Linked DNA regions of Homo sapiens: region 2 is linked to region 1. A link is a loop called in an ENCODE intact Hi-C map of the cell type or tissue named here. Cell type or tissue: B cell. All regions are shown on one strand. Region 1 holds the start of GNAS (GNAS complex locus). Region 2 overlaps ZBP1 (Z-DNA binding protein 1).

Region 1 (5,000 bases):
CGAGAGCAAGAGAGAGACACTGAGCGGGCAGGCCGGGGGAGGGGGACCCGCGCCCGCGTCGCCACGGCCCCCCGCCCCGTTTTTGAGCCCCCGCCCGGCCGAATCCGCGCCCCTGGGTCCCCCTTCCGGCCTCGCCCCCCACAGACAGAGCCCGCGAACGGGCGGGGGGCTCGGGAGCGCGCGCCCGGGGCGGGGGGCGGGCTCGGCGCGCGCGGCCTGCGGGGCGCCCTTCGAGGGCCCCCGGGCCGGGGCCGGCGCCCCCCGCCCGCCCTTACCCAGCAGCAGCAGGCGGTGCGTGGCCCGGTAGACCTGCTTGTCCTTCTGCAGCTGCTTCTCGATCTTTTTGTTGGCCTCACGCTGCGCCTTCTCCTCGTTGCGCTGGTCCTCGGTCTTACTGTTCCCGAGGCAGCCCATGGCGGCGGCGGCGGCGGCGGGGCGCGGCCGGGCTGCGGCGGCGGCGGGCGCGGGCGGCCTCACGCGGGCCGGGAGGGCCGGGGCAGCGCCGGGCGGGCGGGCCGGGCGCGGGCTCGGCTCCTCGGCAAGGAGCGCGCGGGGCGGACTGCGGGCCGCGGGCCGCGGGGCGCGCGGACGGGCGGGAAGGGGAGGGTGTCGGTCGGACCGAGGGGCGCGCGCAGCTCCCCGCCCCTCGAGCCGAGGCCGAGGGGGCTGATGGCCGCCGCCGGGCCGAGGCGGACCAGAGCAGGAGCTGCGGGAGCTGCTGCCGCCGCTGCCGCCGCCGCCGCTCTTATTGCCTCGGCCGGGCCCCCGCCGCCGCCCCGAGCCAAAAGCGCCGCGGCGGGCGGGGGGAGGCGGGGGGAGGAGGAGGCGGCGGCGGCGAGGGGGGTGGAAGGAGGAGGAGGAGGAGGAGGGCCGAGGAGCGGCCGCGGCGGCGGCGGCGGCTGGGAGGGCGGGAGCCGGCGGAGGGAGGCGGCCCCCCGGGAGCCCGGGGAGGGGGTCCCTCCGCCCGCGCCCGGCCGGGGACGGGACGGGCCGGGGAGACGCCCCCCACCCCCCGGGCTCGGGCAGCAGCCCGGCTGAGCCGAGGGGGGAGAGGGGGCGTCTCCGCGCCAGTGACGACCCCTCGCACGACGCCAACGCTCCACCCCCCGGACCGCGTCGCCCGGCGCCCCCGAGGCCTCCTCCCCCTCCCGCGGGCGCCGCCGAGGGGCTGGGGTGGGCGGAAGGGGAGGGAGCGCGCGCCCGGACTTAGGAAAATTTTCGAAAGAGCGAGAGACACAGAGAGCCAGAGAGCAGGAGTGTGGAAAAAGCGAGGCGAGCACGAACCAAAGGACAGAGCAACCGAAAAGGAAAATGTGTCCACACACACACACGAACACGAATAAAAACCCACACTACACAGCGATGGTGGTGTCTGGTGGCGGTGGCGGGGTGGGGGGTCTGACTAGATGAGCCGCTCCTCGCGCCCCCGGCGCCGGGCGCCATGGCCCGAGCCGAAGGCGCCTCTGGCCCCGGAGCGCCCGCGGCCTCTGCGCTTGGCGCGGCCGCCCAAGTAGGAGAAGAAGGCGCAGCCCAGGAACACTCGGAAGCAGCAGGTCGCCCCGAACACGAAGCCGCAGCCGCGGCCCTGCTCCGTGCGCTTCTGCAGCAGGAAGTTGAGCACCCACGAGGGGCTGCGCACCGAGAAGACCAGGAACACCACGAGGGGCAGGTGGGCGCTCAGCGCGCCAGCCTTGAGCGGCCCGGGCCGCCACACGATGCCCCCAACGCGCGGCGCCGCGTAGTAGGCGTCGTCCTCGTCGCTCGAGTCCGTGTCCCAGTCAGCCCAGGCCCTACTCGTGCCCCCGGCGGCGGCGCCCTCCTCGGCGCCCCCGACGGCGCCCTCCTCGGCGCCCTCGTCGTCGTCGGCGGCGGCCGCGGCGGCGGCGGCCTCGGGGCATCGGGCCTCCTCCTGGGCTTCTGGCACCTTCTTCTTCTTCTTCTTCAGCATCTTCTCCATCTTCTTCCTCTCCTTCTCCTTCTTCTTCTCCTCCTTTCGCCTCTGCTCCAGCAGCTTCTTCTCGAGCTTCTTGCGCTCCTTGTCTGTTAGGAACTTTTCGGGGAGCGCCTCCCGCGCCGGGTTCTTGGGGTTCTTCGCGAGCTTCTCGGGGTCCCCGCTCTTCCGCGGCGCGAGCGGCTCTCTCGGCTCGGCCAACGCCGCAGCCGCCGCCGCAGCTTCGGCAGCCACCTCGGCAGCCGCCGCGGCCGTCTTCTTCTCGCTCTCCGCCGCCCGGGCTTTGAGCTTCATGGCCATCTTCAGCATGGTGGCCCGGCCACCTCGGGGAGCTCGGCTCGCGCCTGGCCCGGGCTCCCTGCTTGCCCCCGGCCTCGGGCTGCCCGGCCCCCGTGCGCCCCGTGTCGGGGGGCTTGGCTGCGGTTCCCGCCGCGCTGCCCCGGGGCCGCGGAGCGCGGCTGCCCGGGCTTCGGGCTGCTGGGCTGGCTGCCTAAGAGTTAGCGCCAAAAAGGATGAGCAAACGAAAAAGGGACAAGAACAAACCAAAAAGCACCCAACAACAGCGAGAAACCAAAAAGCACCAAGAAATGTCAACTCAAAAAGAAAAGTGCAAAGGCGCGGATGGCAGGAGTCTGTTTACCCTCAGGCGCTCCTTGGTTTGGCTCTTGGGCACGCCAATGGAGAAGAGAAAAGAGAGAGAATTGGGGGGTGCCCGGAGGCGCCCCGGGGCAAGGCAGCGGCGCCCGGGCGCCCCTGCCTTGTCCCGGACCCGGCGGCTCTTGCCTGCGCCGGGCGACTCGCACTTCCGCGGGAGGCCCCGGCGCTCCCCGACTTACATGTGAGTGAGGTGCACTCACACGCAAGGCAGCGCCTGCCGGCCGCCCGCCGCCGCCCCGCGCCGGGACAGGGGCTCGCTCCAGCCGCCGCGCCGCAGCCCGGAGCCAGAGAGCAGGGGAGCGCCGCGCCGGCCAGCCACCTGACGCAGCCCGCTCCGCGGTGCCGACGCGACTGAGTGTCCCCGCCGGGGAGCAGAGCTTCTAACCGGCCCCGATGACGCCCCAGCCTCTTCAGAGGACCGACCCATAGCAGCGGCCCCTATAAACCGAAGGGGAAGCGCGAAAAATCGGCCCACCGGGGACGCACCCAAATGGGCCGCCGCGCACCCTGGGGGTGCAGGCCGGTGCCGGGACCGCGCGGGCGTGGGCCGGGGGCGCGGGGGCCGCGATGGCGGGGGGCGCGGGCGCGCCCAAGGCGGTGGGCGCTCAACCCCGCCTCCCAGACCTGCCTCCCAATTTTCGGTGAGTGGTGTAGCCCTGGGCGGCGTGCAAAGTGTGCGACGGCGGCGCTTACCCCTGCTGTGCGCCTCCTTACCTCCAGCCACCCACCCCGCCCTCCCAGCGGCGCGCGCCCGCCGAGGTAGGTGTCAGAGAGCCGAATTCGAATTATTTGCGACGCCCGGACGGAGTTTCGTATCTTCGGACGAGAAAAGTGCGATGGGAGTGCAAAGCCTCCCCTGCTCGAAGCAGCAGGCGCGCCGGTGTCACGGGAGCCGAGGAGCGGTGGCCGTGGCTGTGGAGTCGGTGCTCGAGGCGTCCTCCCAGGTGGGAGAGGTGGCGGCCTTGCCTGGGCGCCCTGGGGGCTCTGGAACAGAGGGAAAAGTAGTTTACGGAACGTGAACTTGTTTGAGGGTTCTTTCAAAACTCTCAAGTGTCCCGCCGCACACTAGGATATAGCAGTGCACGGGATTAGGAGCAGGGTTACTAAATTTTCAAGCAGTTGACCCCAGCCCGCCTTTCCTGGGACCTTGGTTAGGTCATCTGCTGCCACCATGGTGTCTGCTGGGATACGGTTTATTCATTCAATAAATGTTTGGTGCCTGCCAGTTCCGCGGCTCACCATGTGCCCAGGTGAGCCGAGGCGGCCAGGTAATCAGGCTAAGACGTGAGCAGTGTCTTGGATGGGACACAGGCCTACGTCCCGGAAAGCCCAGATATGCAAAGTCCACAAACTGTCTTCCAACTTTTTCTTTGACTTCTTAACAGAGCCCATGAAACTTAAGATGTTTGATGGAGAAGGAGAAAAAAGAAAAGTCTACCTATAAATGGAAACACATTTAACAGTCCCCAGGGGTATGGGGCGGCTGATACCACCAGAGGCCTTGAGCAAACTTGTATCATTTTAAGTTAGCTTTGAAAATAAAAAGACACTGTTAGCCATTCAACCGGATGACTGAAATTCCCCCCTTTTCCCCAGTTTGCTCCACTTCGAGTAAGAAAAGGTGTGACAGATGAAGATGCCACATATTATTTTTCTTGGCCCCTTCAGGTACACTGCTGCCCCCATTGTACAAGGCCTCTTTTTTATGAATCTGAAAAGACAACAGAGGGCGATTCAAAGTCACCAAACAACACTTGGAATTAAGAACAGGAAGCGCAGCCTAGACACCGTCCTGCCCTGGGCTGCTGCAGACCCCTGACTTTCTTGAACTTGGCTGAAAAGTTGGGGCCAGGTTTTTGTCACACTCCTGATCATGGATGGCCTCTCTTCCACACAAAAATACACCTTATTTTGAAAATGCTCAAAGGAACTATCCTAGGTTGATGCTTTTCACCTAACCAAAGATGCATAAAAATATTGTGCAGATACACCTGAATGTGCTCATAGGAGAACTCAGCAGTAAGGCCTCAGAATCGATGATTCCTAGGCTGCCTGTACTAGTGATAGTGAGGCTCACTACCATCCACCACCTAAATTAGAACCGCTTGATGACACAGCACAGGTTCTATATCTTTAGATGGTAAATTAAAAATTCCTGGCTGAATTTGATTGATTGTCATTTTTAAAAATTGTTAAAGACTTGTAAGAGGGAAGAATAGGCCAGACATTTTTGTTATGCTCCATTTGTTCAAAAGCATCTTCCTTCCTGCTTCTACTGTGGCAAAGCACAGATACATTGTCTTTAAGAGGTACAAGGTAAATAGTAACAAATACAACCTAGATACTTATGCCAGGAGCTACAAAGTTATACAATGAATATAATGAAGAGCCT
Region 2 (5,000 bases), 1.3 Mb after region 1:
TGTCTGATTATTTAATTAATGTTGTTGAGTAGTGCACCTTTTTAAAAATTTATTTTAAAACAATTTTATAGTATTATTTTAAGTGTAAATCATGAAAAACACCATAAAAATAAATGTTGTCCCTGGCAGTTAAAACACTGCGGGAGGCTCTGAGCCTTTGGTGTTGGCACCAAACGAGACTTGGTCCCCATGAGGTCAGAAGGCTCGGGAGTGACTGGGAATCAGAACAAGGAGCTCATTGTTTGGGTTTGTGAGTGTCCCTGCAACACCCAGGACCAGCCCCGCTCCTGAGAACTCAGGGAGCCCCAAAATGAGCTATTCCGCCAGGTCCTCTTGCTCTCTAAGCCAGAGCCTGAAGTCTTTGGCCGCCAGTTCGATGGTGTCCAGGAAGAATTCAGAGGACAGGCCTGCGTGTGGTGGTGAGGGAAAGGAAGAAGCCTGCAGTAATCTCCGGTGAGGCTGTGCCACTGTCCCCTGCCAGGTTCCGCCGGTCCACGCCACCTCCCTTCAATGGCACCAGGTGATTCCTCAACTTGGGGGACCCTAGTTGATCCCTGGGGGCCCCAGGACATCCACATGGAGCAGTCCATACTGAGACGGGTGCAGCTGGGACACAGCAATGAGATGAGGCTCCACGGCGTCCCGTCCGAGGGCCCTGCCCACATCCCCCCTGGCAGCCCCCCAGGTAACTGGGATCTAGAGGCCAGACCCAACTCTGCCACCCCGTGGGTCCTCACTGGAAGGAACTGGAGCCAGAATCTTTTTGGGAAGAGAAGCATGATGGGAAATTCCTTTCCTTCCACCAGGCAGCTGAACCAGAGTAGAGCAGGTGGGGCTTTTAAAGCTAGCACTCTAGGCTGGGCGCGGGAGCTCACACCTGTAATCGTAGCACTTTGGGAAGCCAAAGCGGGTGGATCACCTGAGGTCAGGAGTTCGAGACCAGCCTGACCAATATGGTAAAACGTCTCTATCAAAAATACAAAAAAAAAAAAAAAAAAAATTAACCGGGCATGGTGGCTTGCGCCTGTAGTCCTAGCCACTCGGAAGGCTGAGGTAGGAGAATTGCTTGAACCTGGGAGGCAGAGGTTGCAGTAAACGGAGATCGCACCACTGCACTCCAGTCTGGGTGACAGAGTGAGACTCCATCTCAATAAATAAATGAATAAAATAAAGCTAGCACTCTGGATCCCCATCCCCTACGACCCACTGCAGGAAACCTCAGTTTCCTCATTTGTAAAATGAGCAGAGAAGCAGAGGCTGGGCCAACTGGAGCAGGGTGATGGTTTGAGACTGGAATGGTGTTTAGGGAGGATGGAAGACAGGTGCCGTACTAGGAGCTGTGGCTGCAGTGACCAGAGGGCCCCAGGCAGAGGCCTCCCCCACACTGGGAATGCAGAGATGGGCTGGGGGAGAAGAACCAGCAGAGAAGCCAGAGAGGGAGGAGGAAAGCAGAGGCCCCGGGAAAGGAGTCTCCAGAGAGGGGCCAGGCTGGTGAGACCAGGGAAGCATCTGTGGGGTTCAGCGAGAGGGATCGTGGTAACCTTGAGGGGGTGGTTTCTGGGGGCCAGGGAGCAGAAGAGGTCTCGGGGGTGGAGGGGGCGGGACTCAGTGTGGATGATTCTTCAGAAGTTTGGGTGGGAAAGGGCAGAGCCAGATGGCAGGAGCTGGGGCCAGGCTGGGAGCCCCCATAAGATTTCAACCAAAAGTGGGGGCCAGTGTTCCAGTGCAGTGGGAAGCAGGCAGCAGAGGAGAGAGGAGCTGAATCCCAGAGGAAGACACTGACGTCCAGATCAGCCGGGCGGGATCAGTGGGGCAGACCCACTGCGGGATCAGTGGAGCAGAAAGACGCTTCCCAGACAGCACAACAGCACGAGCGGAGGTGTGGCGGGTGGAGGTGTGGCGGGCAGGCACAGGCTGTGCTCCTGGGATGGTGTGGGCCACTGGTGGGAGATCTGGGGAGGAGGGTGAACCAGGCTGGGGGTCAGGGTTCCCGGCCACTGTCCAGCTGCTCCTGGCTCCAGGCCTCTCTCCCTTTGACCCACAGTCTCTGCCACTGCTGCCGGCCCAGAAGCTTCGTTTGAAGCAAGAATTCCCAGTCCAGGAACTCACCCTGAGGGGGAAGCCGCCCAGAGAATCCACATGAAATCGTGCTTTCTCGAGGACGCCACCATCGGCAACAGCAACAAAATGTCTATCAGCCCAGGGGTGGCTGGCCCAGGAGGAGTCGCAGGGTCTGGAGAGGGGGAGCCAGGGGAGGACGCAGGTGAGCTAGGGGGCAGAGTGGACCCCTGTGTGTTCTCTCTCTCTCCCCACCTTCCACTCATTCATTCATTCACTCTCATCGATCATTCGCTAATCTCTGGTTTCCCGGAGTCTGGAGGCTGTGCCCACCCACAGCGAGGAGCAGCAGCTCTAGAGTCAGCGTGGAGGCTCCGTCCCCCTAGTGGAGGGACCCACCCAAGTCATTTCACCCAGGAGCCTCTGTCTCCTTAGCTGTAAAGTGGGATGGCAAGAATAGCCTGAAGCAACTCCTACAGTGGTTGCAAGACTGGGGTAAAATCTGAAGGCGAAGCTCAGCCCTACACCAGCCCTGCCAGCATTCAGGAGATAGGAGTGTTATTGTCTCATCATTGTTGTGGTGATTGTTTTGGGCCCGAGAGAGGTGCTGGGTTGCCATGCAAATAAGGTTCTGCATCAGGGCACAGGCTGACCTGCTGCAGTGGAGATGCCACACACGGTGGCCCCGCCTGCTTGAAGCCCAAGTCTCATGTCCGGGTGAGGGTAGCAGACCAGGGTTTCTTTTACCTCAGTGCTGAGTCGTCCCTTGGGCTCCGTCCTCATCTGTGGGGTTGAACTTAGCACCAGCAAGCAGAGGGGCGAGAGAGGGTACAGAGAGCCGCTGTTGTCTTTGACCAAGCCCACCCACTGCATCTGTGCTGTTCTGAGGGCCTGCACTTAGCCACGGGGGGTCTGGGAAGTGCCGCCTGTGTCAAGGCAGTCTAAGCCCAGCAGAGACTCAGGGGAGGGGGCTCCACTGCCAACAGGAAGAGGGGAGAGGGGAAACCAGTGCGGTTCACCGTCCCAGCCACCGTTTGGTCCCTGGAAGCTGCACAGGCTGGTTGCAGAGCCTGAGGATTCCAACTCTGCAGAAGGGAGCTCGGGGCCTCGGGTGGGGGCAGCTGGAGAGTTGGGCAGGTCCACGCAAGGTGGGGAGGGCCAGGGCAGGTGTACCTGGTGGGTGGAACAGTGTGGACAATGGCCTGGAGGTGAGGACATGACAGTGTGGGAACCCACAGGGGTTTGAGGGTGACCTGAGCATGGAGAGCAGAGCCAGGGCCTGGCTCCAGGCTGCAGTCGATGCTAAGGCAATTGGAAGCCATGGGGGGCTTTGAGCAGGAGAGGGGCTGGATGAGATTTTTGCCTCCCATGTGAAAAAAGAATTAGAAGGCGGATTTCCGCTCCTACCCTTTTGGGATCTGGAATAAGGAATCACACCCAGTCCCACCAATGGGTAGAAAACATGGATTCACGGAATCTGGAGGACTGGCCGGCATCCACCCTCCAGTGCCTGAAGGCCCAGGGGATGCATGTCCTGGAAGTCCAGAGGGTCTCCTCACCCCAAGGGCCGTGTCCTTGCTGTCCCAGCAACTGAGGAGACCCTGGCCCCACGTGTCTTCAAACTCTCCCTCCAGGACCCCTGGGAGCCCCATGCACATGTGACACCTGCAGAACGGGGACCAGGAGCGCATTCCTCAGGACTCAGGCCATGAGCATCTGGGAGCATGGACTTCCTTCCAGCAGCAAAGGGAGTCTCTGAGACCTCCAAGGCCACTGGGGACCCTTGGGAGGGCATGTGCCACCAGATGGGGATCCGGCTTAGGACCCCACAGCACAGGCTGTCTGCAGAGCCCTGTGGGTCTCAAGCCAGACCATTGAAGACTTCTCTTTCCGGAAAGAACACAGCACTGTGTTTTTTAAAAATAGCCACACTTCTGGGTGTAGTGGCTCATGCCTGTAATCCCAGCACTTTGGGAGGCCGAGGCAGGTGGATCACGAGGTCAGGAGATCGAGACCATCCTGGCTAACACGGTGAAACCCTCTCTCTACTAAAAAATACAAAAAATTAGCCAGGCATGGTGGCGGGCACATGTAGTCCCAGCTACTCAGGAGGCTGAGGCAGGAGAATGGCGTAAACCTGGGAGGCGGAGCTTGCAGTGAGCCAAGATCATGCCACTGCACTCCAGCCTGGGCGACAGAGCAAGACTCTGTCTCAAAAAAAAAAAATGGTCACACTCCCAGATTTGCCCTGCAACATCCTGACATTCTTCCCTAAGGTTCTAGCAGAAGAGCTGATGACATCTTTGCCCCTTGCCCTGACCCACCCACCTCTCTTTGTCCCCAAGAGACATCAATAGGCATAGCTCAGAGATATTATGGGTGAGTTCCAGAACACCCCAATAAAGCAAGTCATGCAAATTTTTGATTTCCCAGTGCATATACAAGTTATATTCACACGATGCTCTAGTCTATTAGGTGTGCACTGAATCACGTTATATCTAAAAAACAATGTACATACCTTAATTTTAAAATACTTTATTGCTAAAAATGCTAACCATCACCTGTCTTCTGCCAGTCATCATCTCTATGCTGGTGGAGGTCTTGCCTTGATGTTGATGGCTGCTGACTGATCAGGGTGGTGGTTGCTGAAGGTGGAGGCAGCTGTGGCAATTTCTTAAAATAAGGCAACAATGAAGTTCGCTGCAGCAATGAACTCTTCCTTTCATGAAAGCTTTCTCTGTAGCATGCAATGCTGTTTGATGGCATTTTACTCATACTAGAACTTCTTTCAAAATTGGAACCAAGACTCCCCAACCCTGCTGCTGCTTTACCAACTAGGTTTATATAGCAGTCTAAATCCTTTGTTGTCATTTCAAGAATGTTCGCAGTATCTTCACCAGGAATAGATGCCATCTCAAGAAACCACTTTCTTTGCTCATCCA

What was found. Hi-C counts contacts between places; a loop is a spot of excess contacts. Peaks named below come from ENCODE experiments on the same cell type or tissue, not always from the same donor. Only the 100,000 strongest peaks of a DNase experiment are listed, where the experiment ranks them.
Region 2: it touches region 1 in a loop (7-fold over the local background); 3 of 110 quality-filtered maps call a loop at or near these places.

What each region holds. Positions count from the first base shown.
Region 1 is chr20:58,887,141-58,892,140 of GRCh38, reverse strand. GNAS (GNAS complex locus) reads right to left here and starts at 720. Exons shown (of 13, transcript NM_000516.7): 1 at 276-720. The coding sequence starts at 414. It overlaps LOC101927932 (a long non-coding RNA gene), which reads left to right and starts at 3,331. Exons shown (of 5, transcript NR_126334.1): 1 at 3,331-3,367. RefSeq lists silencers at 523-742, 753-1,252, 1,313-1,462, 2,663-2,942 and an enhancer at 3,383-3,602. In B cell, no CTCF peak of the experiment used is centred here; DNase peaks (open chromatin) are centred at 810, 1,490, 2,970, 3,260 and 1 weaker place; H3K4me3 peaks cover 4,021 bases; H3K27ac peaks cover 4,012 bases.
Region 2 is chr20:57,607,412-57,612,411 of GRCh38, reverse strand. ZBP1 (Z-DNA binding protein 1) reads left to right here. Exons shown (of 8, transcript NM_030776.3): 6 at 482-685; 7 at 2,045-2,263. Among named protein-coding and RNA genes, the nearest start is that of ZBP1, 11 kb to the left of the region's middle. In B cell, CTCF peaks have their summits at 2,274 and 2,482 (motif pointing left); a DNase peak (open chromatin) is centred at 2,459.